Regions from separate parts of the Homo sapiens genome. Here all the other regions are linked to region 4. The links are chromatin loops, found by intact Hi-C in ENCODE. Cell type or tissue: HCT116. All regions are shown on one strand. Links, peaks and the distances in the headings refer to the core of each region. The heading gives the core; the rest is flanking DNA. Region 1 overlaps CBX2 (chromobox 2). Region 2 has its middle 12 kb from the start of CBX4. Region 3 holds the start of LOC124904071 (a long non-coding RNA gene). Region 4 overlaps LINC01979 (long intergenic non-protein coding RNA 1979). Region 5 overlaps ENPP7 (ectonucleotide pyrophosphatase/phosphodiesterase 7).

The links. A loop is a pair of places that touch in the nucleus more often than their neighbours do. Peaks named below come from ENCODE experiments on the same cell type or tissue, not always from the same donor. Only the 100,000 strongest peaks of a DNase experiment are listed, where the experiment ranks them.
Region 1: a loop joins it to region 4, with 9 times the contacts of the local background. A loop is called at or near these places in 57 of 110 quality-filtered maps.
Region 2: a loop joins it to region 4, with 4 times the contacts of the local background. A loop is called at or near these places in 44 of 110 quality-filtered maps.
Region 3: a loop joins it to region 4, with 4 times the contacts of the local background. A loop is called at or near these places in 28 of 110 quality-filtered maps.
Region 5: it touches region 4 in a loop (6-fold over the local background); 27 of 110 quality-filtered maps call a loop at or near these places.

What each region holds. Positions count from the first base shown.
Region 1 is chr17:79,787,007-79,793,222 of GRCh38, forward strand. It overlaps CBX2 (chromobox 2), which reads left to right. Exons shown (of 5, transcript NM_005189.3): 5 at 1-977. CBX8 (chromobox 8) reads right to left here. Exons shown (of 5, transcript NM_020649.3): 5 at 5,126-6,216. Among named protein-coding and RNA genes, the nearest start is that of CBX8, 7.0 kb to the right of the region's middle. RefSeq lists a silencer at 2,951-3,100 and an enhancer at 3,762-4,571. In HCT116, for the core only: a CTCF peak has its summit at 3,015 (motif pointing right); no DNase peak of the experiment used is centred there.
Region 2 is chr17:79,848,595-79,854,810 of GRCh38, forward strand. No RefSeq gene overlaps it. Among named protein-coding and RNA genes, the nearest start is that of CBX4, 12 kb to the left of the region's middle. RefSeq lists an enhancer at 1,639-2,838. In HCT116, for the core only: no CTCF peak of the experiment used is centred there; DNase peaks (open chromatin) are centred at 2,157 and 3,047; H3K4me3 peaks cover 2,676 bases; H3K27ac peaks cover 2,203 bases.
Region 3 is chr17:79,805,447-79,811,662 of GRCh38, forward strand. LOC124904071 (a long non-coding RNA gene) reads left to right here and starts at 3,151. Exons shown (of 2, transcript XR_007065928.1): 1 at 3,151-3,540. RefSeq lists enhancers at 3,687-3,816, 5,691-6,216 and silencers at 4,626-4,705, 4,906-5,025, 6,126-6,216. In HCT116, for the core only: CTCF peaks have their summits at 3,408 and 3,607 (motif pointing left); DNase peaks (open chromatin) are centred at 3,415 and 4,825; H3K4me3 peaks cover 825 bases; H3K27me3 peaks cover 291 bases.
Region 4 is chr17:79,913,500-79,919,715 of GRCh38, forward strand. It overlaps LINC01979 (long intergenic non-protein coding RNA 1979), which reads right to left. Exons shown (of 6, transcript NR_110850.1): 5 at 2,688-6,216; 6 at 1,753-1,914. It overlaps LINC01978 (long intergenic non-protein coding RNA 1978), which reads left to right and starts at 5,858. Exons shown (of 2, transcript NR_110851.1): 1 at 5,858-6,077. In HCT116, for the core only: a CTCF peak has its summit at 2,852; a DNase peak (open chromatin) is centred at 2,782; H3K4me3 peaks cover 790 bases; H3K27ac peaks cover 657 bases.
Region 5 is chr17:79,739,581-79,745,796 of GRCh38, forward strand. ENPP7 (ectonucleotide pyrophosphatase/phosphodiesterase 7) reads left to right here. Exons shown (of 6, transcript NM_178543.5): 6 at 2,214-2,639. Among named protein-coding and RNA genes, the nearest start is that of ENPP7, 12 kb to the left of the region's middle. RefSeq lists a silencer at 2,383-2,552. In HCT116, for the core only: a CTCF peak has its summit at 2,517 (motif pointing right); a DNase peak (open chromatin) is centred at 2,561; H3K4me3 peaks cover 754 bases; H3K27me3 peaks cover 343 bases.

The DNA.
Region 1 (6,216 bases), core at 561-5,560, 130 kb before region 4:
GGCTAAGAGTCCCAGATAGCTAGGCCAGAGCTGGAAGCAGACAGTAAGGGGAAGAGCTGCTCCCACAGGAGAGGGAGAGATTCCAGCTCACTGCGCAGCCTGGGAGGAGGCGTGGATCCTGGCACGCTGAGCCTCAGGCACCAGCCTCCCTGTGCTCGACAGCAAAGTCTTGACTCCTTCCTGCTGAGCACTGTGCTACCTTCACTGCTCCAAAGCCAGACTAACAGCTCTCCAAGCCCTTGGGGTGACTCGGCTTCCAGGAGCTGTTGGAGAAATGAGGATGTCTGTCCCTGTCTGCCTGGGCAGGCCAGATTCCTCCCCAGCAGCCGGGTCTCTCCAGACCCTGATTCGGTGCCTTTCTGTTTACCAGCTACTTCAATCCCAAAGTTTGAATCTGCAGATACCTTACTCCCAGCCACTTTGCCTTCTTACTGTGTTGTGTGTTTTTCCTGGTGCTTCAAGAGCGTGTGCAGGGCAAGTGCCGTCACTGGGAACTGCACCAGATGCTCAGACTTGGTTGTCTTATGTTTACCAATAAATAAAAGTAGACTTTTTCTATTTTTATTTGCTGCTATTTGTGTGTGTGTTTGTGTTTGTGTAGCTAGGTATCTGGCACTTCTGACGATGCATTGTTGCTTTTTTCCCGAAGGTCCCGCAGGAACTGTGGCAATGGTGTGTGTGTGAAATGGTGTGTTAACCGCGTTTTGTTTGCTCCTGTATTGAATAGGAAGCAGTGGCCAGTCTGTCTTCCTTAGAGATGTTAGCATATTTTTATATGTATATATTTTGTACCAAAAAAGAGTGTTCCTTGTTTTGGTTACACTCGAAATTCTGACCTAGCTGGAGAGGGCTCTGGGCCGAGAGCTTTCACTAAGGGGAGACTTCAGGGGAGGATCAAGCTTTGAACCAAAGCCAATCACTGGCTTGATTTGTGTTTTTTAATTAAAAAAAAAATCATTCATGTATGCCACTTCTAATTGCTTTCAACTATGGCTGTTTGCTTTCTTAAAAGAGAACAAAAGTAGATATGTTATTGCCCTAGGAAAGGATCTCTGTTGAAACAGGACAGCAGCCTAGGGCCCACATTTAATTAGGATCAACCAGTTTAAGGAAATGCTTCCCCCAAAAAGCCCCTGATGGTGTGGGGAAGGGGAATGGTGAGTTGGGAACAGGTAGTGCCTACATGACCAGATTTTACTCAAGTGCATCTCATGATTCTGTGGGTTTTCTAGCATTTTTGGAAAACTAGCATAGGTTGCAGGGTTTTTTCTTCTTTTAGACTGATGTTAATTTATTTTGCAGGGGAAGGACAGCAAATGGCGTCAGAAGATTTTTGTCCTTTTGTTATCTCTTAGTATATCAATAAATTTTTAAAAAAAAAATTTGGCCTGATGTACATCATGAGTGATCCCTGGAAACACAGTAGACTCTGCTCTTTTCCTTTCTTGAGGCAAAATAATTCGTCTGGACATAGGCCAAATACTTGGGGCACAGAAAAATCAAAGACTGGGAAAGGCCACTTGCAGAGGGTGCAGAAAAAGATATGTTTCCAAGCAAAGGATGGGTGTTTAAGAGTCCATATACCAGTGGCTCACAACAGAGAACAACTGGCATTCCAGGGAACACTTGCAGATCTGGAGATCTTGCTTGTCACGCTGTGGGGTGGATGCCACTTGCATCTAGTGGGTGGATACCAGGAGTGCTGCTAGACGTCCTGAGGTGCACAGAACAGTCTCCATGACAGAAAGAAATGATCCTTCCCAGCACGTCAGTAGTGCTGAGTTTGAGAGACTGAATTAATGGGAAAAACAGAAAAAACACAATGGCAGGGGTTGGGGGCAGGGGCGGCATTATCGGCATCTGTCAGGTGAGGTCAGGGATGCTGCAATATATAATCAACTCATTTTGAGACTGCTCCCTTCAAAAGACATGCAAAGTTAAAATAAAACTCCCTCTCCCCGCGCCCACAGTATCCAGAGATGCTGTGTTGGAAAGCCACTCAACCCCTTGAAGCCACCACATGTGCTAATAATGCTTTACAAGGAGGCAGCCATAAAATTCCAGGGGAGTCACTGTGAGTTAGCAGCTACTGCAACTCCTAACCCAAAGCTCGCGAATAAAGAGGCGATTTGCTTATTACAGAACCTTCCCCGGCTCCTTAAGGCTTCCACCAACTTCAGCATGAATTTATTCATGAATTCCAGCCTCCAGGGAGAATAGAGCTTCTTTGAAGTGAAGAGAGAAGCTGGGCCTAGATGTTGGAGTAACTGGGTGAAAAGCTACTTGGGGCCAAGGCCTGAATGTTTTGGTTCAGGAAAGGGTTCCCCCTGCAAATGGAAATGTGACCCCCAGCACTAGCCCGCTCCAGGAAGTCCTGCGAATTCGAAATCGACTGTTGCAGAGAAAGAAGACTGCTGGTGGGCTCTCTTTTGCTGCCTTCGCAAGGCTCTGGCTGTTTCCTTTTGGAGAAAGTGGGCAAGGGCGACCCCAGCGGGCCTGTCCTCTGGCTTATGAGAGCTGCAGAAAGGGGCTGGGACCGCCAGGAAGGAGCAAGCTGGCCGAGCAGGAGCAGGCGCGGCCCCGGATGTGGAGCCAGGCTTTCGGGAGAGCCCATTTCTACAGGGATTCGGCCCGACGGGTGCCGGGCCGAGCTCGCTCGGCCTTTGTTAGTTTCGGCGCCGCTGATGTGATCGCCTAATCCAGTGGACCCTGAGAAGAACAGACTGGGCTGCCAATGGCCCGACCCCACGCCGCCGCGACCTGCCCGAGGGCACCGGGAGCGATGGGTGCGGAGGGGCTGGGAGGACGGTCATCCGGGCGGCTGGACCTCTCCTTCCTCCCCTCCGCCTTCGTGGCTCGAGCGCCGGGCCTCAGGGAGGACGCAGAGGGGGCGCCCGTGGCGGTGGGCGCCCAGCGGTACCTTTGGGTCGGGGGGAGGTAAGGCTTTCTCAGCTCGGGTTCGGAACCAGAAAGCCACCGGCCCCCCGGGGGTAAGGGGTGGGCGCCGGCGACCCGGGCCGACGCCGCCACCTGCAGAGGGCGCGCGCGTCCCACCAAGGTCGGCCGCCGGCCCTTCGGACGGACGAGGGAAAAGCCAGCCGCGGCTCCAGGGTGCCCGAGACTCAATCGCACCACCTGCACCCCGGCCACCTCCGCCTCCGAAGTCTCAGGAGGAAAGCCCCGACCCAGCCCGCAGCCTCTCTCGCCGCGTTCAGGACCCGAGGCTGCGGGCAGCCGCCTTCCACGACGGACAGCACGGAGTCCCGCCGGGCCCCGAGCCACGCCAGTCTCGGACTTCAGCTGGGTCCGAGGCTCCTCTGGGCCTGGAGGGCTTTTAGAGGAGAAGAGGAAACCAGCACAGGAGCCCCAGAGGGCCGGGACAGGTCTGTGCGCCAGCGGCCCGGGCGCATGGCACAGTGCCTGGATCAGGATTGGTGCGAAGCCAGCATCAAACGGACAGAAAATGAATCCGATCCGACACTCTAGGAAGAGCATGAACCTTCCAATCCAACCAATGTTTGTGCGAGGCCAGGTTCCCCGCCGCGGTGGCCACACAAGCCAGCCCTGTCCTCGGGACGCAAGGTAACCAGTCCGGCTGGAGGCCGCCACGCACGCCTGGTCTCTGCAGTTGTGGCGGATTCCCAGGGACTCTGCCCAGGAAATGGAAACCCGTGAGGGCGCTCCTCAAAGCCGAGGGTGGTGATGGCCAGCGAACCCGAAAAAGGGGCAGGGTGGGCGCCCTCCCATCCGCTTAAGCAGTAGCCCATTCCACTGCCCCACACGCCCAGGAGTGGACGCAGGAGGGAGCCCCGTCCGAGTGGACGCAGGAGGGAGCCCCGTCCAAGTGGCGACCATCGCGGGGCCACCCCACCCACCTTCCCTTGACGTCCCCTGCCAGCACAGAGACCGCCCGTTGCGGTGGGGCAGTCTCGGGCGGAGATCTTTGACGCCTGGCGGCCAGCGACCCTACTCGGCCGGCAGCGCAGGCCCTCACGTCGGAAGGACACTCAAGGCTCTGTGACCCGCTAACCTGGGCCTGGGCAGCAGGACGCTGCTGTCCTCCCGCGCCCTCCCACACCGGTCACAGCTGGGGAAGGGGGAAGCTCTGCCAAGGGCCGGGCCACTGACTCCTCAGCAAGGGGCTGGAGATGCGTGAGCTACCCCTGTCCATGTTCCTCCTGGTGGGCGTTAGGGGTGAGCCTGAATCGTGGCTTCCTGGCAGGGTGACGTCTGCGGGGCACTACGGAAGTAGAAATGGGTTTAGTGCGGTGGCCTCTTTGGGGATCCGAAGAGTGGCTCTCCTGTGCGGGCTTCAAGACCCCGCCCCCACTGCTGTGAAGTCTGCGGCCAGAAAAGGCCAAGAACATCTCTCTCTCCACCCCCCACCCCGCACTCTGCTCTCCCGCACCGTCCCTTGCCCAGCGCTGGGGTTTAGGCCCGCCCAGGAGACCTGGGCCGGAGAGGCTGCGGGGACTCGGGGGCGGGGGTGCGCGGGGCTGCGGCGCGGCGGCTCCAGGTTCACTAATCACATCAGCAGCGCTCTGCGCCGGCTCCGAGCTTGCAGTTGCCTAGCAATACCCGCGAATTCAATTCCTCAATCAATAGGCGCGAGGCTCTGCATTTAGGGGAGCGCTAGCAAGGTTGGGTGGGTCTGGGGAGTGGGTCTCAAGACAGCTACGAGGGGCTGGCACCGGGAGGCTTTGGCTAACGCGGCGAGGCCCCGGGGCCTCGGAGACCAGACGCCTCCGGCCTGGGGGTGTGGCGCGCTGGAGGATCCCGCCAGAGGAAAGTGGAACCCCCGACCTCAGGCGCATCCTCCCGGGATCCCCAGATTCTGCCCGGGGCCCGAAGAAGTGCAGCCAGTAGGTGCGGAGAGCCACGGATTCCCCCGGACGGGCTGAGGGGAGTCTGCCCCAGCGGCCTCCCACGCCCACCTCTATCCCAGCCAGGTGGGTTCCCCAGTTGGGGAAGGGCCTTTGCAGGAACGGTGCCCCCGCGATGGGGGCGAGGATGGGGGCGGGAGGACGGGATGAGTACTGAGAGAAGAGGGACGGATCCTCTCCTCCCGGGATGCCTCTTCCCTTTGCTCAGGGAAGGAAAAAGAAGAATAAAACCAAGACATGTCTCTATTTACAAAGTATATATTTAAACACGTAAAAAGCGGTATTGGATACAGACATTCACGACCGCAGAAGATAGGTACCGAAGCTTCACTCTTGAGCTGAGGCGGAGATCGATTGGAGATTTGTACAAATCTTAGAATTAAATAAACCCAACAGCGCACACACCCTGCGCGGTTGCAGACTCCCAGCCACGTGGCCCCCGGCCCCTGCCCACCCACCCCCCAGGTCAGCGTCGCAAGAGCGAGAGAAGGAGACACATACACACACGGCCACGGACAAACAGCAGGACGGAGGGGCGGCAGGGACAGAGCTGGCTGGAAAGAAGGTCCAAGGGAAGGGGCAAAGTCAGCCCCCAGGAAGGGAGGGAGGTGGGAGTAAAGGACAGGCGGGAGAGAAGGGAAGGCGGCGGCCAGGTGAAGACGCGTATCCCCCAGTCCCGTCCACTAGGTAACAGACATGCCCCTTCAGTGAAGTTTCATCTGAAAATAGCATCGACATTTAAATAGATACACTCGGTCAACGGCGCTTCTTTATACAAAGTCTAAAATACCAGTTTTACAAATGTGAGTAGATAAAAATCCCCATTCCAGGGGCTTCTCTTTATAGGCGCAATTTGATATTCAAAAACAAACACAATCATGTAGTACACCGTTTCCCTCCTTTTCTCTCTTTAAAGGCAAGAAAGTCTGGAGGAGAGGCTGAGAAGCCGGGAGTGCGGAGGACGAGGCTGGGGTTCCCTCCCAGCACCCCCCACCCCACGCGAAGCTCCCCCACCCCCGACTCCCCGCCTCGCTCCCCCCGAGTCTGTGCTTCCTCTGGCGTGCAGGGCCCCCGCGCCCCTCCCTCAACAAGCAATGGGAAGTTAGATCTTCGCTGGCCCTTTAAGGGCGGGGAGGGCAGGGAGGCTGCGGGATCCGTGCTCCAAGAGACGGGGGTGGAGTGGAGGGGACTGATTTGTGCTTTTGAGTCAAAAGAGGGGCGCGCATTCTGCGTCCTCGGAGCGCAGAGCGGTCAAGTCCGCCGGGCAGGGGCGTCCCAGGCCCCGCCGCCTCGCACGGCCTTCCCCGCCGCGGCCGTCCCCACTCCCAACTCC
Region 2 (6,216 bases), core at 681-5,680, 65 kb before region 4:
CACGGGCAAAGATACGTTCTCATTTGCACTAAGCCTGACTTCTGCCTTCTTTCCCCAGATAGGCCCTGGCAGGCAGGCAGACGGACAGATGGGTGCAGACGCAATGCTAGAGGTGTTAAGCAATTGGACCAAGGGCAACTTGGCCCCTGACAATGTCTCACTTGCTTCTCAGCCTGACCCAGGGGAGCCACATCTGCCTTCTGATGTGCACGTCGCAGGAATTACCAAGAAACACTGTGTTCTGCTGTGGCACCTGTGTGTGTCCTGGAGGACAAGTCCCAGCTCTGGGGCAGCTCTGGTTTTCCAGAAAGGAAAGGTCAGTGTTGACGGACGCAGCCTGCCGAGCTGGCGCAGGCTGCTCCAGGGCGACATAGATTGTACCGCCATCATTTTTCATGTCGCTCATTAGCAGTCTGATTAGGGGTGATGCACGTCCGTGATTTCCCCTCAGCTCAGACCCTCCAATCCTGCAGAGGTGTCGCTGGACCTGAGGGTTTGTATATCCCACCCTCCAGAGCAGACTAGGGATGAAATACATCATCTACCTCTGCAACCCCTGCCCCAGGTAAACGAGCTTTATCGTCAGGTCCTGGGACTGAGGGTGAGGCACAGAGGAGGAGACTCCCTCACTGCAGAGTGGCAGTGGGGCTGAGAGTTGGGCGGGGAGGAGTCCCTGCACCTTCTGCTGGTGCATGCATGGCCTGGTCCCTTCGTCGGGGGTCATGCACAGTCTGGGAGAGGGTGGAGATATGTCTTTAAGACCAAAGGGACACCAGGAGGTAGAATCACTCACAGAGGAGCCAGGCTCCAGGTTGCCAAGGTGAACTTGTCAATAGAGTATTGAACAGGCTGGTCCAACTGGCCATAATTGTCTATTTCAAAACAGCCAGGCTCTGGTCCTCCTCGCACGGCCCAGAGGCCCACAGGCAGGACCCTAGCTGGGCAGAAATATCTGGGAGAATGAGCAATGGGCTCCCAAGACAGAACCCACCAGCATCCCCACCCGTCCCGAAGGCACATGGGTCTGAAACCTAAGAAAACTAAGAAAGGTTTCTTTCCTCCCTCACTTCTACCCCGGCTTATGACTCAAGGTGACACAAAGAACATCCCAGCTCCCCAGAACCTGTCCCTTTTTTATCCAGAGGACTCTGCCTGGAGGGACCCCCTCGTGAGAGTTTCCCAATTCCCTGTGAGCCCCAGACAAGGGTGGTGGGGCCTTTCGCTTCACAGGGCAAAATGAAAATGTGGGGCTCCTTGATTAATAATTATTAACAATTTCAAGGTGTTGGACCATGCCACCCACCTGGGGCCATTCTGATCTCAGGGCCCCATGGGTCTGTGCAGGTCCCATGTGACAGGCCCTGTCCCCTCCTCTGGCAGCTCACTGGTCTCTGCTGGCTTTCCGTGGCTGTGATTTGGCTCCTGTCTCGTTTCTGCTTCCCTCTGGGTCCTTTGGCTTCCAGTGCCCCCTCCCCCAACAGACCAGCTCATTCCAGCAACCAGAGTCCTCCCAGGCTGAGAGCTGTCCCGTTAATCCTCGTCATCCCTGTTGGGGGAAACTAGTGGTGGCCCCAGGGTCAGGTGTCCAGCTGTAGTCAGGATGAGCAGGCTCACGTGGCTGAGGGCGGAGGAGGAGGGGCCTGGAGCAGGCTTTCTGAGCTGAGGCCTCATCAGTCCCCAAGCCTGCTGGGGTGCCCCAGTAGTGGTGTTTGCATGCTCGGTCACCCTCCTCCCAGCTACACTACACGCACCCTTTCTTTTCCTTTTTTTTTTTTCTTTTTTTGAGACAGAGACTCCCTCTGTCACTCAGGCTGGAGTGCAGTGGCACAGTCTTGGCTCACTGCAACCTCCGCCTCCCAGGTTCGAGCAATTCTCCTGCCTTAGCCTTCTGAGTAGCTGGGATTACAAGCGTGCACCACATGCCCAGCTAAATTTTTTTTTTTTTGTATTTTTAGTAGAGAAGGGGTTTCACCATGTTGCCCAGGCTGTTCTCGAACTCCTGGCCTCAGGTGATCTGCCCGCCTCGGCCTCCCAGAGTGCTGGGATTATAGGCATGAGCCACCACACCCAGCCCCTTTTCCTCTTCATCCCATTAAGGTTGCACCTCCCCAGGTCACCAGCAGCTGAGCAACTTACTCATGTGGGAGGAATGCCCCTGCAAGTGGGGTGCACCCCAGTGACTTGCGTGTCAGACTAGATGTGACTCATCTACTTGTCCTAGACAGCCTTGTCTTCAGCTTCGTGTGGGAGCCTCTATGGGCCTTGGGTCCTAATACCTAGTAGAGTCTCTGTTCCTCCCAGCTTGCCCCGTGAGCCACCCAGGCAGAGGTCCAGATCCACGGGGACTGACCTGACAGAACTCTTGGCCATGGCCAGTTAGGACTGTTGAGACAAGTAGGAGCTGGGGCGCTGCACACCTGCTGACTGTCCCTCTGCCATGTGGAAGCAGGAGCATGGTGTGGTAAGAGCCAGACGGACCCAGGCTTCTCCCCGCTCTCCCGCCGGCCACCGGCGTGACTCCGAGCACCAGTGTATTCATCTGCAAAGGGGAGAGGAGACTTTCTAGGCTCAACACCCTAAGAAGTCCTCTGACATCCAAGGCCCTGCCTCATGTGTCCCCGTGACCTCCTGGCTTTCTTTTCCACCCCTCTCTCCCTTATACACTCTGTTCTGGGCACACGGGCTCCTCCACTAATCCTCAAACACTGACTTGGTGTTGCCTCAGGGCCTTTGAACTGACTGTAGCCACCACTTGGAATGTTCTTTCTCCAATAACTGCATGGTTCTTTTTCACTCAAGTCTTTACTCAAATGTCATCTTTGTAATGAGCTGGCCCTGACCACCTGATCACTACGGTCCCAGCCCTGTCCCCACCAACACTCCCAATCTCCTTATTCCTGCTTACATAGCACCCTCACCTCCTTACAGACAGTATCCTCTGGATGTTGATGGTGTTTCCAGCCTGCATCTCCTGTTGGAACATAAGAGCTGCAAGCGTCGGGGCGTGTCCACACCCTTGTCCGACGTGTCCCTGGCATCTGGCACAGTGCCCAGCACGTACCTGTCAGATGAATGTTGAATTAATAGGATTTGTGTGAGGACCGAGTGAGCTCACACAGCCAGATGAAGCTGGTCCACCCGTACGGGCTGGCAAGAGCCGTTGGCCACATTCTCAGACATTTTGTGAACCCGTTGTTGAACCCAGCCATGATTACAAATTAAATGATTGGCATTTACAATTAAATTATGTAAAGAACAACAATAATAAATGCTCACTACTGACTCCTTCCTAGTGATTTCCTCAGATTCACATGTTCCCGGGTTCTTTGTGTCCCCTGTGTGTGGTGGAAAACGCCACGCAGGGGCAGCTGCTGCTGCACATCTCGGCCCAATTCTGCCTTCAGCGCTGTCCTAATGGTAGCTTGAAGCCAGCTATGGCTGGAGCTTTTACTCAACAGAAATTGGTAAACACGACAAATCGTGACTTGATTTTTTCTTTTGTTGATTGTCTATACTTTAGAAAGTGATAGAAAAAAAAAAAAGAAAGTGATGAAAAAGTGTTAATCATGCAGATTAAACTTAAAAGTGTGTCCTGTTGGCTGGGCACGATGGCTCACGCCTGCAATCCCAGCACTTTGGGAGGCCAAGGCGGGCAGATCACTTGAGGTCAGGAGTTCGAGACCAGCCTGGTCAACATGGTGAAACCCCGTCTCTACTACAAATACAAAAATTAGCCGGGTGTGGTAGCGTGGTAGCGGGCGCCTGTAATCCCAGCTACTCAGGAGGCTGAGGCAGGAGAATTGCTTGAACCCAGGAGGCGGAGGTTGCAGTGAGCCCAGATTGCACCACTGCACTCCAGCCTGGGTGACAATAGCGAGACTCCATCTCAAAAAACAAAACAAAACAAACAAAAAAGTGTGTCCTGTTTGTAGCCATTATGTTCTTTTGTTCCTTCTTTTCTTCTTCTTCTTCTTTTTTTCTTTTTTTTTTTTATACAGGGTCTCACTGTGTCACCCAGGCTGGAGGGCAGCGGCAAAATTTTGGCTCACTGTGATCTGCAACTCTCGGGCTCAAGCAATCCTCCCACCTCAGCCTCCCAATTAGCTGGGACTACAAGCGTGCACTTCCATGCCTGGCTAATATTTTTGTATTTTTTAGTACAGACGGGTTTTTGCTGTGTTGTCCAGGCTGGTCTCAAACTCCTGGGCTCAAGTGATCCAGTGGCCTCGGTCTCTCAAAGTGGTGGGACTACAGGCATGAGCCACCACACCCAGCCCATTATGTTCCTAAGAGCACAGGAATGGAGGAAGTAGTATTAAAAAACTATTCCCTGATTTATGAAAGAAGTTCCTGACATCATTATGAACGAGAAGTTTGACCTATTCCTTCGTTGTTTCACTTTCGTTTTACTGGTTAACTTAAATGAAAATACCCACAGCCATTCAAGTCAGAACCACACTCATTTATCAAAGGCAAGCCTGGGCTGGCAACTGATCCCAGAGTTTGGCAAAAAAGCAACAAAAACCTTCTGTGAATCCATCAGTATATGGAGCTTACAATGAAGAGTATCTTCTATTTTATTATTTGTTTATTTATTTTATTTTATTTTTTTGAGATGGAGTTTCCCTCTTGCTGCCCAGGCTGGAGTGCAACGGTGTGATCTCAGCTCACTGCAACCTCTGCCTGCCAGGTTCAAGTGATTCTCCCGTCTCAGCCTCCTGAGTAGCTGGGAATACCGGCATATGCCACCATGCCTGGCTAATTTTGTATTGTTAGCAGAGACGGGGTTTCTCCGTGTTGGTCAGGCTGGTCTTGAACTCCTGACCTCAGGTGATCTGCCCGCCTCGGCCTCCCAAAGTGATGGGATTACAGCCGTGAGTCACCGTGACTGGCCTATTTTATTATTTGTGAATGGCGTGCTATGCATCCTTTATATCTGTAATATTTATTTATTTATGAAAAAAAAATATTTTAAGAACGGAGTCTCGCTCTGTCGCCCAGGCTGGAGTGCAGTGGTGCGATCTTTGTTCAGGGCATCCTCCACCTCCTGGGTTCAAGCGATTCTCCTGTCTCAGCCTCCCATTAGGTGGGATTACAGGCACTCACCACCATGCCTGGCTAATTTTTTGTATTTTTAGTAGAGATAGGGTTTCACCATATTGGCCAGGCTGGTCTCAAACTCCTGACCTTAAGTGATCCTCCCACCTTGGCCTCCCAAAGTGCTGGGATTACAGGTGTGAGCCACCGCGCCCTGCCTATCAGTAATATTTACAATAAATAAATAAATAAATAAATAAATATACATGCATGCATACATTTCTTTTTTTCAGAGAGCCAATTGTTAATGCTAAACATTTACTAGCATCTCATACAAGCACCAGCCCAGAGGAGGCATTTAGATTACTGTAAACAAATGAGAGATGTTTAATTAGGCAGGGCTGAGGGAATTAATTCAACTCCATAGATAGCCAACCCCAAAGAAGGCTAGGAGACAGGAGGCCTGACCAGGCCAAGGGCGCAAGTGGTAAGAACCAGGTGTCAGTAGGGCAGGGACCACAGCGTGTTCGACAGGGTCATGACGAAAGGTGCAGCCCAGTCCTGAGGATGGTGACCTTGGCCTTTTGGGACAGTATCTTTAGCTCATACTTCTGGGACAAGGTGTTCCTTCCTGTGGGCTGCACGCATGCCCAGAGCTCCAAGCCCCTAGGCATTGTCCAAAGGCTGAGGGCCACATGCCCCTGGACGCATGCCCCGTTATCCTTGGGGTTGCCTGATGCTGCTGCCTGCTCTCCATTCTCCCAGCTGTTTAGGGACTGACCATGTCTATGCTGCCACCATCTATATCTGCTCAACCCAAGGAGGGGCTGATCTAACCCTGGCCCTGACTCTCCTCTTGCTGCTGGGAAAGAATTGTCCTTTTTTAAGTTTATTTTTTAAGTGTGTTTGCAGAAAGCACGCTTTAGGTTTAGTGGTCAGGGAAGGCTCACTGAGGAAGGAGTGTGTGGCTTGTCATCTCTAGGTTGGGGAGGAGCTGGGACAGCAGGTGCCAAGGCCCTGAGGTAGGCACCTCCTGAGTGTGTTTGAGGACCAGAAGGAAGGCAGGAGCAGTGGGCAGCGTGGGCTGGGGGAGTGGGGTCAGATGGCAGACTGAAGAAGGAGGAAGGCAGTTTGCCTGAGTGTCTGTGACTCGGAGTTTGGACTTGAGTCTCATTGTTA
Region 3 (6,216 bases), core at 828-5,827, 110 kb before region 4:
CAGGGCAATTCCGGGCTCCAGACAATTTTTGCAGTAAAACGTGTTTCCTCCGAGGGCACCATTCTCACTTTTGCAGTCACAGAGCAGAGAGTGAGAGGAGCTCAAAAGGGCTCTGCAGCACCTCCCGTCACCCCTCTACGGACAAGAACGTCCTCTCTCTTGGAAAAGATGCAGGTTTTACGTTTAATGAGAAGGTGCCCACAGTTCAGGCTTGCAACTAAGAAGTTTGGTATCAGTCTTAAGTTCTTTTTTAAAATGAGCTTTTAAATAGTTCAGGGTTACAGGAGGAAGCCTAGGAAGGAATTGCTGTGAGTAGAGCAACCTGTGGGTGAGATGGGTAGGGGGAGGAAAAATGGGTGGAAGATCTCAGTGACACCTTCAGATGCTGTATTGGTGGGAAGGGAGGAGGGTGCCAAGGGACTGTAGGGCCTGGAAAAGGGAGTGTCTCTGGAGAGCCGGGCTGCTGGGTTGGGAGGGATAGGCCTCATTTTATCTCCTTCCTCTTCCCTTTGCGGTCATTCCCACTGCCCTTTTGAGGCAGTCTCTAACTTTTTTACACCACCCCGACGGTGCAGCCTGACTTTAGAGGTATCATCTCCTTTCCAATGTGTGTGTGTTCGTGTGTGTGTGTGCCTGTGTGTGTGTGTGTGTGTGTGAGAGAGAGAGAGAGAGAGAGAGAGAGAGAGAGAGAGAGAGACAGAGCGAGAGAGAGATCAAAGTTTCCCTAGGGGAAGGGGGCGCTCTGGGGGAGGGGCGCCCCAGGATACCCGAAGACTCCAGCTGTCCCCAGGTATTTTCCCAGCCAAAAACCTCAGGGGGAGTTGGGATTCCAGGCCTTCCATTCAGTCCCAGGTTTCTCCCTCAGTTTCTCCCTTTTGGAGAGTAGGGAGGACCTGGGATGAATAGAAGAGGAAGTGGCCAGCAGGGAGGCCTGCAGGGGTTACCAATTCTTCTGTTCCCTGAAACCTTTTCTTAGGTCTGCAAGACAGGATCTCTGGCGGACCTCATTCTCCAGCCTGCTCCAGGCATTATACGAGCTCTGGGATGGGGGTGGGCAGTCCCTTGGGGAACTGTCCTCTCTACCCCACCCCCACTCTGTCCCAAGCTGAGGGGAGGGGTTGGACCTCTCCTCTTGAGGGGGGCGCCATTCAGCCTGGAAGGGCCTGAGCAATGGGAAGGGTGTCCACTGGATAGGGGTGCAGGACACTGGGCTTCAGCCTTGGAGTGGTCTTACAGCTCCCCAGTGAGGGACAGCGGGGTGGGTACAGGTCCCTCTCAGGAGTCGGGAACATCTAAGAGCATATCCCCAAGTCTGACCCTCACTTTGCACAAGTCTGGTGTGCAGTGGTGTCCAGCCGAAATGAAGAAGGTGGGCACAGGTGGGCATGGGGGAGTCGAGGGTCTTCAGGAGCAGGTGGGGCCATCGCTGGCAGAGATCACAGAGATGTCGTTCCCAGAGTGAGGGCATCGAGTGTAGGGAAAGAAAAGGGGAGAAAGACAGGAGTGGATGTTGGGGGAGATGATTTGCCACGGCAAGACAGGGCAAGACTGAGTCACTTTCTCCCACAGCTCCTGTTGGGTCCTTCGGCACCTGCAGTCTAACCCAGGTGCCTCACCAGCTGCCTCTCTCAACACTGACTGCCCGTCCCTTCAAATCGTGGGACTAGTGGCCAGTGGAATCTGGGGAAGTGCCTCACGTGCTTGCACCACAAGATCAGGTCTCTCTCCTGGAAATCAGTGGTCCCACCTGCAGAATGGGCCAGTTCTTTCCCATTTTGTTGCTATGACAGGCATCTGTAATGGACCCACAGGATCCCAGGAAAGCAGGACTCCATACTACACACACACACACACACACACACACACACACACTTGCTGTTTTTCCAAGATGAGAAAGGAGTCCTAGGCTCGGTTTCTTCCGCAGCTTCTGTGGGTTCACGCATCCCCTTCCCTGGAAGGAAAGTTTCTGGGGCTGTCTACATGGCAGTTCCAAGGATGCCCTGGGAAGTGGTGTGTGAAGGGTTGCAGGGCCCTGGATTGTCACAGGGGGCAGGGCAGGGCAGAGGGTGGAGCTAGGCAGGACTGGAAGAAAGTGTGCAAGGGCAGGAAGGGGGTTGGATCTGATACCCACCAACCACTCATCACGGCATCTGCGAGGGAGTGCTGGGAATACCTGTTTCTACAGTGGCTCAAATGGACATGATGTGTTATGGTGTTTGTATCCCATTGGTATCTAGCCTGGCACAAGAGGGTGTACCAGAGTGCTGGGAGTGGACAGATGTAGCCACCATCCGCTGAGTGAGGGCTGCTCTGAGCCAGGCTTTGTGCTGGAGGTTTACGGGACTCTGCTTCTATTCCTCATCACAACCCTTAGAGGGAGGCTCCATTTAAAGATGAAGACACAGGCTCAGAGGGTTAAGTAACTTGTTAATGACCAAGTTAAGTCACAGGACAGAGCTCAACCTAAATCTGTCACCCAAGAGTTGAGGAGCCTAAGGGGAAGCTTCAGGGTAGCTCTTGCTGGTGTGGAACCAGGCACCTAGGGGAGCCGGGCATGGCTGTGCTGCGCTAGGGTTTGGAGCTTGGCATGAAGAGCAGCCTGTGGCAATGTCACTGGCTATGGCCAATCCCAGCCTTTGGCGGGACCAGGAGCTTAGCAGCCTGAGACCAGAGACCCACTGGCTTTTCCAGCCTCTGTCCAGCTGCTCAGGGAGTAGGACTGGCTGAGATCAATGGTAGTCAGTTTCAAGTCCCCATGCTAGGGCTCCTGGGTTCCAGGATTGACAAGCCACATTGACACAGAAGCCCATGCCTGGGCTGCTGCTGAGATGCACCTGCATAATGCATAAAACAGTGGATTGGGAATGAAATCCAGGCTTGCTCTGCCCCTGGCTAACTGGGTTACCTTGGACAAGTCTCTCTCTTTCTCCCTGCAAAACCAGCATTCGGAGCAGGCAGCCTTGGGGCCGCCAGTCTGGTCTCCATGTTCGACACCTCGAGATCATTCGTGTAGGCATATGAGGGTTTTCCTGAACCTTTTGGAAATACTTGTTGACTGTTGAGTGCTGACCACTGATGCACATGCCCAGGGCAGTACACAGAACCCTGGAGTTTGTGCCTGCCCAAGAAGCTAGGGACTCCTAGTAGGAGTGGCAGATTCCTGTCCCAGATACACCGGGTACTGGCCACCATTTTCCCAATGATGCCAGGCCCAGAGCTACCAAATACCTACTAGGAGACACAGGGTGGCAAGAGGAGGACTCCAGGGGAAGGCCTGTGTGACTAGGCTACCATTCCAGGCTCAACTCTGGCGAGGAACAATCTAAGGTGTGCTCCTCCCTCCAGCCCCACACTGCTGGCAGCAAGGCTGCAGCTCAGACTAATTCCAGGTACATTCTATAGGTGGCATCATGCTACTGGAAATGGCCTCCTTGGAGAAAGAGGCTCTCTTGTCAGCATCTCCAGGCACTGGCGAGCCGAGGCAAGGTTGACACAATCACAGTCTAAACTGCGCGGAGAAGGACACCTGAGGGGCGATGGGTATGTGCTGAGGGACAGTCCTCTCCATATTAGGGGCCACTGCTCCAGGTGCATAAGCTTCTTCCGTGCCATCCACCGGTGAGGCCTTGGGGCCTGTGGGTGTCGGGGGTCTCTCCTGCCTTCTGCCACCCGTGGGAGGTAAAGGCCTCACTGTGCACCTGGTGGGGGTGCTAGGCGGGCTACCACTAGGTCTACAACAGCATACACCTGCACCAAGTCGCCTTGCCACCAGGCTGCGTGAGAGAACTGGGTCAGTGCACCACGTGTCCTAGCCAGAGAGGCCCCTCCACACTCCCTGGACATCCTGGGGCCACTTTCACCGTCCAGACCCTTGCAGGGGCAGCTCAGACTCCTCTTCCGTGGGCAAACAGACCAGCCAGAAGTGGGGAGAGGGAAAGCAAGTGGGGCGTCCTGTTCGAGACGGACACTGAGGTCACCAGCACAGGCAGGCGTCAATCTGACCAAGGAGACCAGGATCTCAGGAGGCTTCACCCAGGACCCACCGCCCCTCTGGCAGAGAATCCCTGAGATGACTCCTTCCTTGCCCAGATCCGGCCCTGATGGCTTCAATCTTCCGAGCTGGGGGGCCTGTCCCCTATCCCCCCAGCCTCTTGCAGCCTGCCGTCAGGAGCAGGGCTGGCACAGCGACAGAGAAGAAAGGTGTGACAGCGACACCTCTCACCTCTCCCTTCCACCACCTGGCTGGCTCCAGGCCGCCCGCGCCTCCAGGGCACAGAGCCAGTGGGTCCTCGTGGCCACTGTTCCCGGCCTCCTGGCGCTGAGGCTCCACGCAGCACTCTACCGGCGCCTCCCCCCGGCCCCCGCCCCCCGCCCAGACCCTAGGGCTTTTCCCCTTCTCTCCCCCAGGCGTTCTGCTTGGTTTGCCGGGATCCCAGGCGTCTGCTCAAACTCAACACGGACTGGCTCACATTTTTTTAAACAAAAGCAATTAGATTTCAATCCCGGTTCATCTGCATTTGCACCTCCAAATGGGGGGGCAGGGGGAGAGGGAAAGGATGGGGAGCGCGGCGGCGGCGAGTGGCACCTTCCGAGCGCTGCAGCTGGCCGGGCAGCCATTGCGCCGGCCACATCTGGCCCGGGCTGAACGGCCGCCGCGGCCCCCTCCCCGCCGGCTCCCGGGGCCCGCGCGCCGCAGCCCGCTCGGCGGCGCGCTCATCGATCGCCGGGGCCGCGGCCGGGCGAGCGGAGAACAAGGTATAGCCTGTATTTAGGTTCCTGCCCTTATATGGCGATGTGCGCGAGCGCCCGCCGAGCGGCCGCACCATATAAGGGCACGCGGCGGGCGCCGGGCTGAGCTGGTGCGCGCTCATTGGCCCGCGCGTCTCTCGGCAACCGGCTCTCACGAGTGGAAACCAGCCAGCCGCCCCCGCCCGCTCCCCGCCCCCTCCCTTTCTTTCTCCCCGGGTATCTCCGCTCCTCGCCTCCGCACCCCCTTCGTTGCTTAACCCCCCTTTTTGCCTGTACCCTCTCCCCAATTTTTCTTCCCGCGGCCTTCCTCCTCCCTTTGCCTCGTTGTCATTCTTCTCCCGTGGCCGCTTGGCCTGTCCTCTCCCGCTCCGCGCACGCTCCCACTCCCACCCCACGCACCCCCTCCCCAAACCCGGCGAGCAACGGCGGAGGAGCGGGAAGGCCCGGATGCGGGAGGGGAGCTTGTGTGCGTGTGTGTCTGTGCGTGTGTGTGTGTGTGCGTGTGTGTGTGTGTGTGTGAGAGTGTGTCGCTGCCGCAGTAGCCGCTGCAGCATCAGGTTCACTGCGTGCACGCACGGGGCTCTGGGAACAGTCCGAGACCGCCCCCCCCCACCCCCCTCCGCCACCTCCCCCCTAGATAATCAGAGCAATTAGCTGCAAAAGAAATGTGCTTCCGAGGCTAGGGAAGTGCTAAATCATAAACAGCCCTAGATACCTCCAAATTAGCATCTCCCAGGGTGTCCCTTCGGGCTGGATTTCTGAATGCAATCATAATAATGGTAAATCGATGTCTCATTTAAAGGTTACTTTAAAAACCTGCCAATTGTTGAGGAAAAAAAAACCCCTGCGTGCGGGGAGAAAAATGCACTAGGAGAACCACTCTGGGGTTTCCAGGCAGAATGCAGTGGAGCGGTGGCTGCGGGTTGTTGGTCAGGTGCCCAGCGCCGGGCCCACCCGCGGGATGGGAGCGGGCGAAGAGAGAAGGCGTAGCTATTCCTCTGGGGATAAGGCTCTCGATCGCCTCAAACTCAGGCAGAAAGGGCACTGCGGATTCGGGGGCGCCCCTCGCCCCCTCCCCAACCCGCCGAGGCGCGCGCACGCGCACGCATGCACAGGTGTCCGGCTGACCCCTCTGGGGCTGTCACGGTTCCGGCGCGCGTGTTCTGGCGACGCCGTGGGGGCCAGAGCCATCCTCTCGGGGACCCACTCCTGTCCTGAGTTCACCCAAAGGGAACCGCTAAGACAATGGACACCCTAGTGCCCTTAGGGACTGTGCCTGTGACCGAGCTCGCCTCTAGGGCTGCCGCCTGCGGGAGGCGCCCGGCGATGCCCCCTGCTGGGCAGCCTGCGCCTGGAACACCGCGCAGGTGGGGGTCGCGTGGGAGGGCCAGCTAGAGTGGGGGATGGGGACCAGGGCGCGATGACCAGCGCGACCTCCGCCCGTCTTGGGCATCCTCCCTTACCCTC
Region 4 (6,216 bases), core at 469-5,468:
AGGGGCCGCAGGTGTTGTCAGTGTGCCCCCCAAGATCAGAGTGCAGGCTGCTGGGCAGGCTCTGCCGGTGGCCCTGGGACACACTCCCTCATCGCTCTCACTAGGCCAGCGTTGTCATCCCATTTTGCAGGAGGGGAAGCCGAGGTCTGGGGAAACTGGAGTACCAGCCTGTTCCTTGGCTCGGAGGCTGCTCGGCTCAGGCTGGCCTATCTGATGCTGGAGACTGGGGATCTTTCTGCAGGGACCAAGGGCCTGAGGGAGCTGACTGGGAAGCCCACCCTGGGGACTGAGAGCATCCTCCATCCTCCGGGGGCTGTCCAAGCAGGGGGAGGGGGCAGTTGTGGCTGCAGAGCAAGTGGATACGTTTGGGAAGGAGGCAGGGAGGGGGCTGGGAGCTTTTGCAAAGTGGACAAAGGTTTGGGGGCAAAATCCTTCAGCTCCATGAGAAGGAGCTTAACATATCCTGGGTCATCAGGGATGCGTGTATAGACTCGGCGAGGAGGCTCAGCAACCGAGGGGTGGGCCCTGGGGACCGATCCCGTGTTGCGGTTGGAGATACTACAATGGGTGGTAAGAATGATGATGGTTTTGACAAGAGTAAGGAGCAGAAGCACAGCCGCAGCGGTCACATATTCAGCACAGACTCTGCCCCTGCTATCCCCTGCCACCCCCTGCCAATGCCTGCCACCCCTGCCACCCTCTGCCATCCCCTGCCACCCCCTGCCATCCCCTGCCACCCCCTGCATTTTGCATCTGTTCTTTGTTTGGCTGTGCCTTGCCCTGACCCTGAGAGATCAGTATTTTTCACCCTCTCTGGCAGTGGAGGTGACCAAGGCCCAGAGAGGTGTGGCAACTTGCCTGAGGTCACACAGCTGGAAAGGGGCAGAGCTGGGATTTAGACCCTGGTCTCTGGTGTCTGTCACTACCTCCAGTGACTTCTCTATGTTGAGGTGAGCCCATAGCCGGTCCATACTGTGAGCCTACCATCGACCTGGCCCTCCCCGGCCAGTGCCCGCTGCTGGCTGCACCTGTGATCCCCAGGGCTCCCCTGGGTTCTGGAGGCAGCAGGGGCCGCCAGGCTGCCCTTCCTCCCTTCCACCAGCCTGCAGCAGGGTAACGGAAGGGGAGGGATAATTGTGGCTATTTATTCATGGTCACATACCTGTCGCCTGCGCAGTTGGGGCCTGAGGAAGGGCTCCCCGGCCAGCTGCACGGGGGCTGAGCAGACAGAGACATCCGCCTTTGCATCCCCATCAGCAGGACTCAGCTCCCAATTTAGAGACTGACTCCCTTGATTGAGGGCCAGGGAGCTCCCAGAGCAGCCAGGCTGACCTCGGCCTCCTGTCCCCAAGCGCTGTGTCCAGGAGGCCTGACCCCAGACCCCTGGCCCACCCCACCTGCCTTCTGAAAACCTGCCACCTGGGGCCTGGACACCCCTTCTTTGCTCCCACCAGGGCTGAACTCACCCACGATGGCCTCCCCAAGCCCCCCCAACCCGCTGTGTGGTCAGGTGGCCGCCCCAGTCTCAGGCCCCCCTAGCTCAGCCCCACTCCAGCCTCGGATGTCCTCTGTGGCCAGGAATAACCAAGTGACTCAGGCAGTGCCTGCAGCAATGACCCCACTCCCCAGGAACTTTCCCTTACAAGGCTGTGTGCAGTCCGGAGTACTAGGCAGGACCACTGCCCCACTTCATTCATTCATTCACTCATTCATTCATCCATTCACTAATTCATTCATTCATTCACTCATTCATTCATCCACCATACGTTTATTGAGCCAGCTCCTTTGCAAAGCTCCGGGTCACAACTGGGAACAGGTAGGTAGGACTCCCTGTCTCGTGCGCTTCTGTCCTAACAGCAGAGCTGGGCAGCCAGCAAAACGACCAGGTGGCAAAACACAGTGGACAGAGCAGAGCTGGGGAGAGGCAGCACAAGGAGGGGCTGGGAGAGCAGGACTGCAGGTGCGTGTCCATGTGTGTGAGCACATGTGTGTGCACCTGCTTGGGTGGGTGGTCAGAGGAGGCTGCCGTGCAAATGACCTTGGGGAAAAGCTGGGTGGGGCGGCAGGGCCAGGCATGAGCATGTCTGGAGGAACCGAGTGTCAGGGAGAGGGTGGCAGCATGAAGCCACAGGTGGAAGGTGGGTCCGGGGGCTTGCAAAGCAGCAGGAAGCTAGTGAGGGAGCAGAGGGACGCAGGAGGAGGAGGTGGGGCCAGGGGCTGGAGGGTCGAGGGGCAGGTGGAGGAGGGCCTCAAAGCCATTTGGAAGGCTCTGGGTATAGCTGGGGGTGGAGGTGGAAAGCCAGGTGAGGACAGATGAGAAGGCGCAAGACGGGCAACATCATGGCTCAGGGGCTGTGGTTTTGTAGGGGGCTCAGAGCGAGGGTCAGGCCAGGCCCCAGCCTCAGTCCCCTGACCGCCTCCCTCTTGGGCCAGCTCCACTTCCTGGCCCCTCCTGGAGGGTCAAGCGCAGCCTGGCGACTGTGCTGCTGGACGATGCCACTGGGACAGGCCAGGGCACTGGGGTGACCTCTCCTCGGGAATGAGGGAGGGGTGCTGCCCGCCCGCCCGCCTGCCTGTGCGGTAATTACAGCGGTTCCTGCCTGCTTGCTTTGAGGGGAGCCGGCTGGAGCTCACAGCCAGAGGGGCCCGCAGGTCTCACCTGCCAGCCACGCCCGCTGTGGCCTCACCTGCCCGCCCTGCAGGCCCACAGCATTCCCTTCCCAGGGAGGGGCTGACCCCTGGCCGCTGGATGCCGCTGCAGCTGAGTCACAGGTCACCTTGGGCAGGGAGGGGCTGGTCCAGAGGCTGGGCTGTAGGATGGCAGCATCACCCCAACTTTAGACGGATCCTGCCCCCTGGCTGTTTGCACGTGCAGAATAAAACATTCTCTTGTTCCTTTACTCAGACAAAGCCACCGTTAACGTTCGATGTGTTTCCTTCTAGTCTTTCTACTATATATGAGCACATATTTTTTTAAACAATGAAATCAGAAAGTACATACCGATGAATACCTTCAGCGCCATTTCCCCATGATACTTCAAATATTTAACAGCTCTATTGACATATAATTAACATACCATAAATTCTCCCATTGAAAGTATACAGTTAAATAGTTTTTAGTAAATTTCTAGTTGTGCAAGCATCACTATAATCTAATTCTGGAGCACTTTCATCTACCCTCAAAGAAAGCCTGCACCCATGAGACATTGCCTCCCATTCCCCTCCTGCCGCCGCCCCTGGGCAAACCACAAATCGGCTTCCTATCTCTATGGATTGGCCCATTCTGGACACCTCAAGTCAATGGAGTCACACAAAGCTCTCTTGGGTGTTCTGAAGCCCCATATGAAACGGCTGTCGGTGAGCTGTGCTTACACCATGCTTCCTTGTTGGTATCTTGTTTTGGGCATGGTTCTGCTTTGGATGGGTCCTCACCGTAAGGCCTGAAGGAGGGGTTATAAAAGGTGAGAGAGAATTTGTATTCCTCTCCCCGGCCACGGTGCTCCCCAAGAAGAACACAGCCATGAGCTCTTCCCCAAGGACAGGAACTCATCTCCTTTTTCCACATGGGCGTTCCCAGCACTGCCAGCATTGGCTGTAAGGGGCTCCACAAACATCGGGGTGACACACACCTCAGGACTGTGGCCTCTCCAGCTGGCTTGGCCTTCCTGTGTGGTGCCGTGGCCCCGCCGACACCAGGGTTGCATCAGGAACTCCTCTCCCAGATCCCAGCACATGTGACCAGGGTGGCCTTTCTGGTGGGAAACCATGATTCTCCCATGATGGAGAGGATGGTCGGAAAGAGCCACCCGGGTGGGGTCACAAAGATGACCATCCCCTGGGAAGGAGGAGTTACTGCCCAATCCAGAGAAAACCAACGTGAACCTGGATAAGGCTGCAAAGTACCGGGACAGCAGCGTCTGTGTGTCTTGTCAACGGATTCTAAAAGGCAGTTCCCAAAATATTCTCAGCCATGGTCAACCACTAAAGCCACTGTGGATTGGCCCAAAATGCCAGCTACCCAGGACTGTGAGGGAAGGGGGGTGTCTGTGGGAAGTGTGGGGCCTCAGGGAGCCTGTGTCCATTTGCCTCTTGTGCACAAGGGTGGGGAGGTGCCACTTCCGGCTGTGGGGCAGAGATGACAGCCTCTCCACTGGACACTGCTCAGGGTCCCTGGAAAGTTCCTTCCCTTGCAAAGTGCTTAGTGTGTTACCAATAGACCCCAGCAAGACATTGACCCAAATGTTGTCCTCTGTGTGTGTACGTGTGTGTGTGCGCATATGTGTGTGCATGTGTGTGTACATGTCTGTGTGTGCGTGTGTGTGCATGTGTGTGCGTGTGTGCATGTGTGTGTGTGTGCATGTACTGCACACCGAGCACCTGCCTGTGGATGGTGTACACACAAACACACCCACCCTGCACAGACACAGAGGCAAGCCGCCATCCACACATCGCGTCACCTCCTCGGTGGAAGGCACAGTAGTGACCCTGGCATTTCGTTTTTCTAGTTTGGTTTTGTCCAAGCTGGCTTGTGAGGTGCAGGTGTCCTCCTGCATCCAGGGCAGGGCAATGTGGTCTGTGGCTGTGGTGGTGTGTGGGGGACAGATGAAGGTGGAAGCTCGCACTGCACCCCACCACTGAGCACCGGATGAGGGCGAAGGGCTGTCCGCCTCACTGGACTCCCCGTGACTGCATCTACCTGCTTGCTCTGGCCAGACCTCCCCACTAGAGCATGGTCCACCCCAATGCCCGCCTCCACCCCTCTCCTTCAGCACAGGCCAAGCCTCCATTCCCCCTCCCAACGTCCACCCTCCCTGGCCTGTGCCACTGCATGGACTCCTGACTTCCTTCCCATCCTTACGGGGTGGTCGGCCTGTGCTGTCTCAGGTCCTGAGCTGCCCCTCCCTTCCCAAGCCATGCACCAGGGTCCAGCCCAGTGAGGCCATGTGGTGAGGGGATGAGCCATGGCCTCCATCAGGACAAGTGGGGCTGTCTCTACAAGAGGGCTTTCCTCTTCCACCAGTCTTGGGTGCCAGGGAGAGAGGCAAATATGGGTAGTGGTGGGTACATTGGCTAGATCAGAGGGGGCTGGCTTCCCAGAAGTTGGGAGGGTCCCTTTTAAAGTCATAGAAAGTCACACACCTGCTTGAGATAACAGTAGCACTTTTGGTACCTGCTAAAGGCAACACTTACTCCCAATCCCACAACGCTGTCAGAGGACTTTGCATTTCATCGCAACAGGATTGAGATGACTGAAAGTTGCTGAGCAAACCTCAGATGAATGAATAATCACAGAAGGGTTACTTGGTGACTTTCACGCAGTGTTTGTGGGCACAGGGTTCCTGAGGTTTTGCAGAACACCCCAGCAAGGATCTTGTTGTGGTGTCGATGGCTGCAGGCCACAGGCTGGGACCCCCTGTCACACAGGGCAAGAGACCTCCCCTGGCAGCCTGTGCTAGCCCCCCAGGCCAGGCCTGCAGGGAAAGGGGGCTAGGGGCTGGAACTGATCTCACGACAGCCTGTCCTCGGCTCCAGCATGTGGCTCCCTGGCTTCTGGCCACGGCTGGCTGGGTCCCCTGTGGCAGGAGCTGGCCATCCTGGAGTTCAAGGGCCCCTGAAGCACTGCCCACGCCTGATCTTCCTCCCCAGTGTTCTCTCCGCTCCAGGGGAAGTGAGACAGCCCAGCCCAGGCAAACAGGTCCAGCTGCAGCTGGCAGCCAGTCCCAAGAACGCTGCCACTCGGCCCTCCCCGCTGACCTCTGCACACCCTCGCCCGGCGCCCTGCCAGGCCTTATTCATGGGCTGGCAGTGCCAGGACCTCTCCCGGAGGCGGGGCAGAGCAGCAGCTTCTCGGCCCTGTGCCGAGCCCAGGCCTGCACCCTAGGCAGGCACTGCTCCGTGATCCAGGAACCACCTCTCTCTACAGCTGGGAGTGAGCAGTCAGAGAGGGAGACAGCCTTGCCCGGTGCTACCCAGCAAGCTAGTCACCGAGTGGGCAGAGGGAGGAGCGGCCCTCACCGGATGTCAAGCAGCCTGGGTCCCCAGTCCAGCTCTGCCTGTCCCTCGCAATAACGCCTCAGGTATGTTACGGACCACTCAGCTTGTTTCCCTGTAAGGAAACGTCCCTTCTCCCTTGAAATATGTCCCTTTCTATCCTCCCGGGGCCCTCGCAGGCCAACAGCCAGGAAGGTTGGAGCTGAGCTGGGCTGGCGGTAGCAA
Region 5 (6,216 bases), core at 487-5,486, 170 kb before region 4:
CTGAGCCACTTGCTGACATGCTAAACTGTTGGGGACAGGAGTCGGGGGGGCCGAGACTTGTTTCGGCCGTGATCAGCCTCAATGCCGGCGACGCGGCCACGTGCAGCTGTTCCTGGGCACAGGTTGTGCAGATGAGTCCACAGCCAGGGATGCAGTTTAGTCTGGCAATTTAAATTTGAGACTTGTCAACACAAGCTATGGGACTCAATGAAAGCCCCCAGCCAGAAGGAGTGGACTGAGAAGAGATGGTGACCACACCACTCACTGAGAAGGCGGGGCTGGTGAGACAGGAAAAGCCAAGAGCTTGTCATGGGTCAAGAGGGGAATGAGGCCAGGTGCGGTGGCTTCCGCCTGGAACCCCAGTACTTCCAGAGGCCGACGCAGGAGGATCGCTTGAGCCCAGGAGTTCAAGACCAGCCTTGGCAATATAGTTAGACCCCGTCTCTGTAGGAAATTTTTTTTTAATTAGCTGGGCATGGTGGTGCGTGCCTGTAATCCCAGCTACTGGCAGGGAGACTGAGGTGGGAGGATCGCTGGAGCCCGGGAGGTGGAGGCTGCAGTGAGCCTTGTTCCTGCCACTGCACTCCACCATGGGCAAGAGTGAGACCTTGTCTCTACAAAATAAATCAATGAAAGAGAAAGGAGCGGGTTTAGGGTTTAGAGAAGTAGGAATGTGGAGATGTGTGTGGTGGGGAGGACCATTCATGCCAAATGTCACATCCGGAAGGGGACCAGAGGACCCTTCAGCCCGAACCCCTCAGGCAGACGAGGATGCTGGAACCCAGAGGCGTTAGCTGACTGGTCCAAGGGCACCAAAGAGTGGCTGGTGGTGTGTAAATGCCAGTTTTAAGGTCCTGGTCCCGAGTACTTTCAGCCACAACGCCTGCCTCTCTGTGCTCAGGGGCTTGGGTCCTGAAGCAAGTCTTCCAGCACTAGGCAGGGAAGTGATAAGGTTTCCATGGCGCTAGAGTCCACAACCATTTGTTCTCCACATTAACCAAGAGAGGGACTCAGAAAAAGTCATTATTCAGACTCACACACAAGGAAATTGAAGCACAGAAAATCAAAGATCATGTGACTCTGCATATTCTCACACGGCTTTTCCCCAGAGGAGCAGCCACGGTGGCGTCCCAGCAAACCTGCTCTCCAGATCCCCCTCAAAAAGCCCTGCTGTTGGCCCTTACCCATTTCTGCGGCGTGAATACTCCCACCATGGCCCATTTCAAGCTACCAACGTGAGGTCACCGAACACAAAGTAGGGAAGAAGCCCGCAGAATCATCTTTCACAAGCAGCATCTGCTGGGCTGAGCAGGTTGCTAAGAGCTGGGGGGTCCGAAGTTTTCATCACAGCCTGGTAAAGTCCATTTGGAACTAGGCTGTCTTCTGTGGCTAGCTTCTTTTCTTTTCTTTTCTTTTCTTTTTTACACAGATTCTCACTGTGTTGCCCAGGCTGGAGTGCAGTGGTGCAATCACAGCTCACTGCAGCCTCGACCTCCTGGGCTCAAGCAATCCTCCCATCTCAGCCTCCTGAGTAGCTGAGACTACAGGTGTGCACCACCATGCCCAACTAATTTTTTAATTTTTAATTTAAAAAAAGAAAAGCAAGCTATGTTGCCCAGGCTGGTCTCAAACTCCTGGCCTCAAGCGATCCTCCAGCCTTGGCCTCCCAAAAAGCTGGGATTACAGGCATGAGCCACTGGGCCCAGTCCCTTGGGCCCATTTCTTTCCTCTGAAGCTAGTGTTGAAAGTACATGTGGCCAGTTAAAGGCACATTGTGGAACGGACGCAGTCCTTGCCCTGACTTTACAGAGTCCTCCTTCCCCAGCCAGAAAAGCGGGCAGAAGACTAGGGGAAGCTCTTCTGCCTCCTGGGATCCGCACACTGCCAGCCAGGCCTGGGACAGTGCCCACCCCTCCCCTCCCAGCCCTGGGAGAAGGGTCTGAAGCCTGACATCAGCACGCCACCCCCATGTCCACACCTGCCCCGCACCTGTGCCCTCCCAGGAATCCCTACACAGGCCCTTCTCAGCGCAGCCTGGTAGGGCCGCCCCCTTCCACTGCCTGCCGCCCCCCCTCCCCCAGCCCACCATCCTGTTTCCCACGACCCCTCCCTCCCAGTCCAGCCGCACCGCTGCTTCACCTGTCCCACCAGACCTGCCCTCAGCCTGCCCCATCCTCTCCTCCCAGACCAACGCGTGCTGCTTGCTCTTCCAGGAAGCCGCCGGGAGCTGCCCGCAGGCCCTGGGCCGGCTGTCTCGCTGCGATGCTCTGCTGGTCGCGGACGGACCCTGCCTCCCCAGCTTATCCCAGGCCAGAGGCTGCATGCCACTGTCCCCGGCAGCGCCAACCCCTGCTTGGCTGTTATGGTGCTGGTAATAAGCCTCGCAGCCCAGGTCCAGAGCCCCCGGCGAGCCGGTCCCATAACCGGCCCCCTGCCCCTGCCCCTGCTCCTGCTCCTCCCCTTCGGGCCCCCTCCTCCTGCAAAACCCGCTCCCGAAGCGGCGCTGCCGTCTGCAGCCACGCGGGGGCGCGCGGGAGCTCTGCGGGCGCTGGAACCTGCAGACCCGGCCTCGGTCAGCTGGGAGGGGCCCGCCCCGGCACAAAGCACCCATGGGAATAAAGGCCAAGCCGCGACAGTCAGCACGGGGGAGACTTTTCCCTAAAGCCTGCCGGTTTCCCGACGGTCCCACCATTGACCCCAGCGTGGGATAAATTTCTAACTCCTTGCCAGGCTTCACAAGCCCCAGGGACCCCTCCATTCTCGTTAGGGGTGGGCCCTGGTTGGACGGCTGGCCAGTCCTGGAAAAGGGGTGAGTTTCCTAAAAGGAAGGGGGGAAGGCATGAGGAGGCTTTTTGTGAACGATAGGGAAGCAGCATCTATAAGCCACGGTGCTCAGCAAGAAATCACGTTAAACCAGGCGGAAACACCGCAAAGAAAGTCGCGTGGATTGGCTCTGACACAGGACTGGGGTGGCCGTGGCCAGGAGCCGAGGGACCCTTCCACACCTATTCTCCTGTGCATTAAGAGCATAGGCTTTGGAGTCAGATAAACTCATGTTCCAGCCCTGGCCCCCCACCCAGATGCTGTGGCATTGGCAAAGCAGTTGACCCTCCCCAGCCTCAGTTTCCTCATCTGAAAAAGTGGGATAATGAGGACCATGCCTGCCTCCCTGGGGTACCTGAGAGTAAGGTGGACACATTGCGGGGAGGCTGGCACAGAGGCTGGCCCCAAGCAGGTGCTCAAGGATGGCAGCCCCTGGGAGGATTAAAATCCTGCCCTGGGAGGTGCTGGGTTTGTCAGTGCCACCCTGCATAGTAAACCAGCTGGGACACCAGGAGACACAGTCTTTGAAGTCTGAGTTTGTCAGATCTGCCTATTTCCCTGCCTCCAAAGCCCGCAGCCCCTAGCCCCCACCCCGGGTCTCCTGCTTCAGCTCCATGGAGTCTCCAGGGCCCATTCCAGCCTGCTCTCTGCAGCAGCCTGATTGGCTGCCTGGGGCTGAAGTCCTGCCTCAGCCTGAAGAGCCTGGACTTTGGCCTGGCCTGTGGGCCCCCTGCCCCACAATCCAATTGTTCTTCCTGGAAGGACTGCCCCGGTCCCCATGCCAGTGCCTGCAGCCACACCCCATGACACCCAGGCCAGCCACCCACCTGCACAAGCTCTGGCTCTGTGGCTGGGCTGGGGAGGGGAGGGGGGGACCCTCCCTGGACAGGCCCAATTCCAGTCTCAGCCCACCTCAGCCTGCCCCACCTGGCCAGAGGAGACCAGGTAGAGTCCACATCCACGTCCTCGGAGTGGTGAGCGCTCACAGTGCCGGCACTGCCACTGCCCAGTCTCCAAGAGAAGCCCTGCCTTCCTCTGAGCCCCCCACCACCACCACCACATTTGCTCAGCCCTGTTCATCAGCGTTGCAGGGACTGGGCCAACCAGAGCTGTGAGAATTGCCTCATCCACAGAAGAAGAAAAGAAACAGAGAGGAGAAAGAAAGAAGAGAGACAGGAAAATAACCAAGTCTGTCTCACATTCAGTATTCCATTGCTCCAGATGTCTGGTGTAACAAAGGCATCACCAAGAGAGTCCTGGTGGCTGGCCGAGCACTCGCTGATGGAGCTTCCGGTGTCAGGAGCATGGGGGCTGAGGCCTGGCTGCACGCATGGGGGGCTGATTTTCCTATCTGTGCAGCCCTAGGTGTCAAATGTGAGGGGTGCCACCTTGAGCAGCACAGTCCCAGTTCAAATCCAGCTCCCCCTCTCCAACACCTGCTCTGTGGCCCTGGGCAAGTTGCTAACCTCTCTGGGCCTGTCCTCCTCTGTAAATCCAGGACCAGTGGCAGGACCTGTCTCATAGGGTGGTCTCAGTGATAACATGAGTTAATATTCACAAACAGCTGCGAACAGGGCCTGCTACATGGAAGACCTGGGTGTTAGGAAGAGACAGGGCAGCAATTACCTTGTATCAAATTGTGAGAAAGTCATTCACTCTTATAGACTCACCTCCAAGCCTTCTTGCTTCTCTAGCAGAACGTCTCTGGTCCATAATCCCACCCCTAACAGGTGTCTTCTGTGACATGAAGAGAGGCACCAGGCTCAGAGCTCCAGCAGCCAAGCAACAGCATAGGATGGACGGTTGCCACAGCTTGATTTGCCTTGTGTTTGTTTTTATAATCACCTTCAATTTTTGGTTAGTGCTACTCATTTTTCATTGACATCTGTTTTTTTTCTTTTTCCTTTTTAAAATTAATTTAAGCGATTTTTTTTTTGAGACAGTTTCACTCTTGTTGCCCAGGCTGGAGTGCAATGGTGCAATCTTGGCTCACTGCAACCTCCGCCTCCTGGGTTCAAGCAATTCTCCTGCCTCAGCCTCCCGAGTAGCTGGGATTGCAGGCGTGTCATGTGCCACCATGCCCAGCTAATGTTTGTATCTTTAGTAGAGACAGAGTTTCAGCATGTTGGCCAGGCTTGTCTCAAACTCCTGACCTCAGGTGATCCGCCCACCTCGGCCTCCCAAAGTGCTGGGATTACAGGCATGAGCCACCATGCCTGGCCTAATTTAAGGGATCTCTTCATGGTCCTTAAAAAAGTCTTTTTTTTTTTTTTCTTTGAGACAGTCTTACTCTGTCACTCAGGCTGAAGTGCAGTGGCGTGATCTCAGCTCACTGCAATCTCCACTTTCCAGGCTCAGGTGATCCTCCTGCCTTAGCCTCCCAAGTAGCTAGGACTACAGGTGCCTGCCACCTGTAATTATCAGCATGCCCAGCTAATATCTGTATTTTTAGTAGACATGGGGTTTCACGCTGGTCTCCAAATCCTGACCTCAAGTGATCCACCCACTTTGGCCTCCCAAAGTGCTGGGATTACAGGCAGTAAGCTACTGCACCCAGCCAAAAGAGTCTTTTAAAAAATTAAATTAGCCGGGCACAAAGGCACATGCCTGCAATCCCAGCACGGTGAGAGGCTGAGGCAGGAGGATCGCTTGAGCCCAGGAGTTCAAGACCAGCCTGGGCAATATAATGAGACCTTGTCTCTACAAAAAGTTTTAAAATTAGCCAAGTGTGGTGGTGCATGCCTGTAGTCCCAGCTACTCAGGAGGCTGAGGTGAGAGGATCGCTTGAGCATGAGAGGTTGCAGTCAGCCGAGATCGTACCACTGCACTCCAGCCTGGGCAACAGAGCAAGACACTGTCTCAAGAAAAAATCATATTAAGTAACAAAGAATGAGCTGATTCAAAGAGAAATGTTGACTAAGTAATAATGAAGGTGGCTGGGGGACATGACAAACTATATACAAGAGGTTGGCCAACGGCAAACCTGCTGGGGGTCATCAGGCTCTGGCCTGCCTCCTCTGCCCACCAACCATGTGGCCAGCCCAAGAAGTTTCTGGAGAGTAGCACTGGCCTCCCATGGACAGCATCCAAAGATTCCCCCCAGTTTTCCCTGCCTAATGCACGGTGTTTCCCGGGCTATCAGATGACCAAGTTCAGAACTGCTCAACACCGACCTTGCAATTGACTATGCAAAGCTCATTTTACCATCGGCCCAACTGAAACAGACTCGGAAGAAAACCACAGGTGACACAAAGCCGTGCACTGCATATTGGAGCCACTTGGAGCTGACTGGGGACGAGTCACACAGACACATCATCCACACAAACCTGTCAACCCAGATCTTTCTCTGAATTTAGCCAGTCCAGGTGCTAGCAGTAACACACAAAACATCCA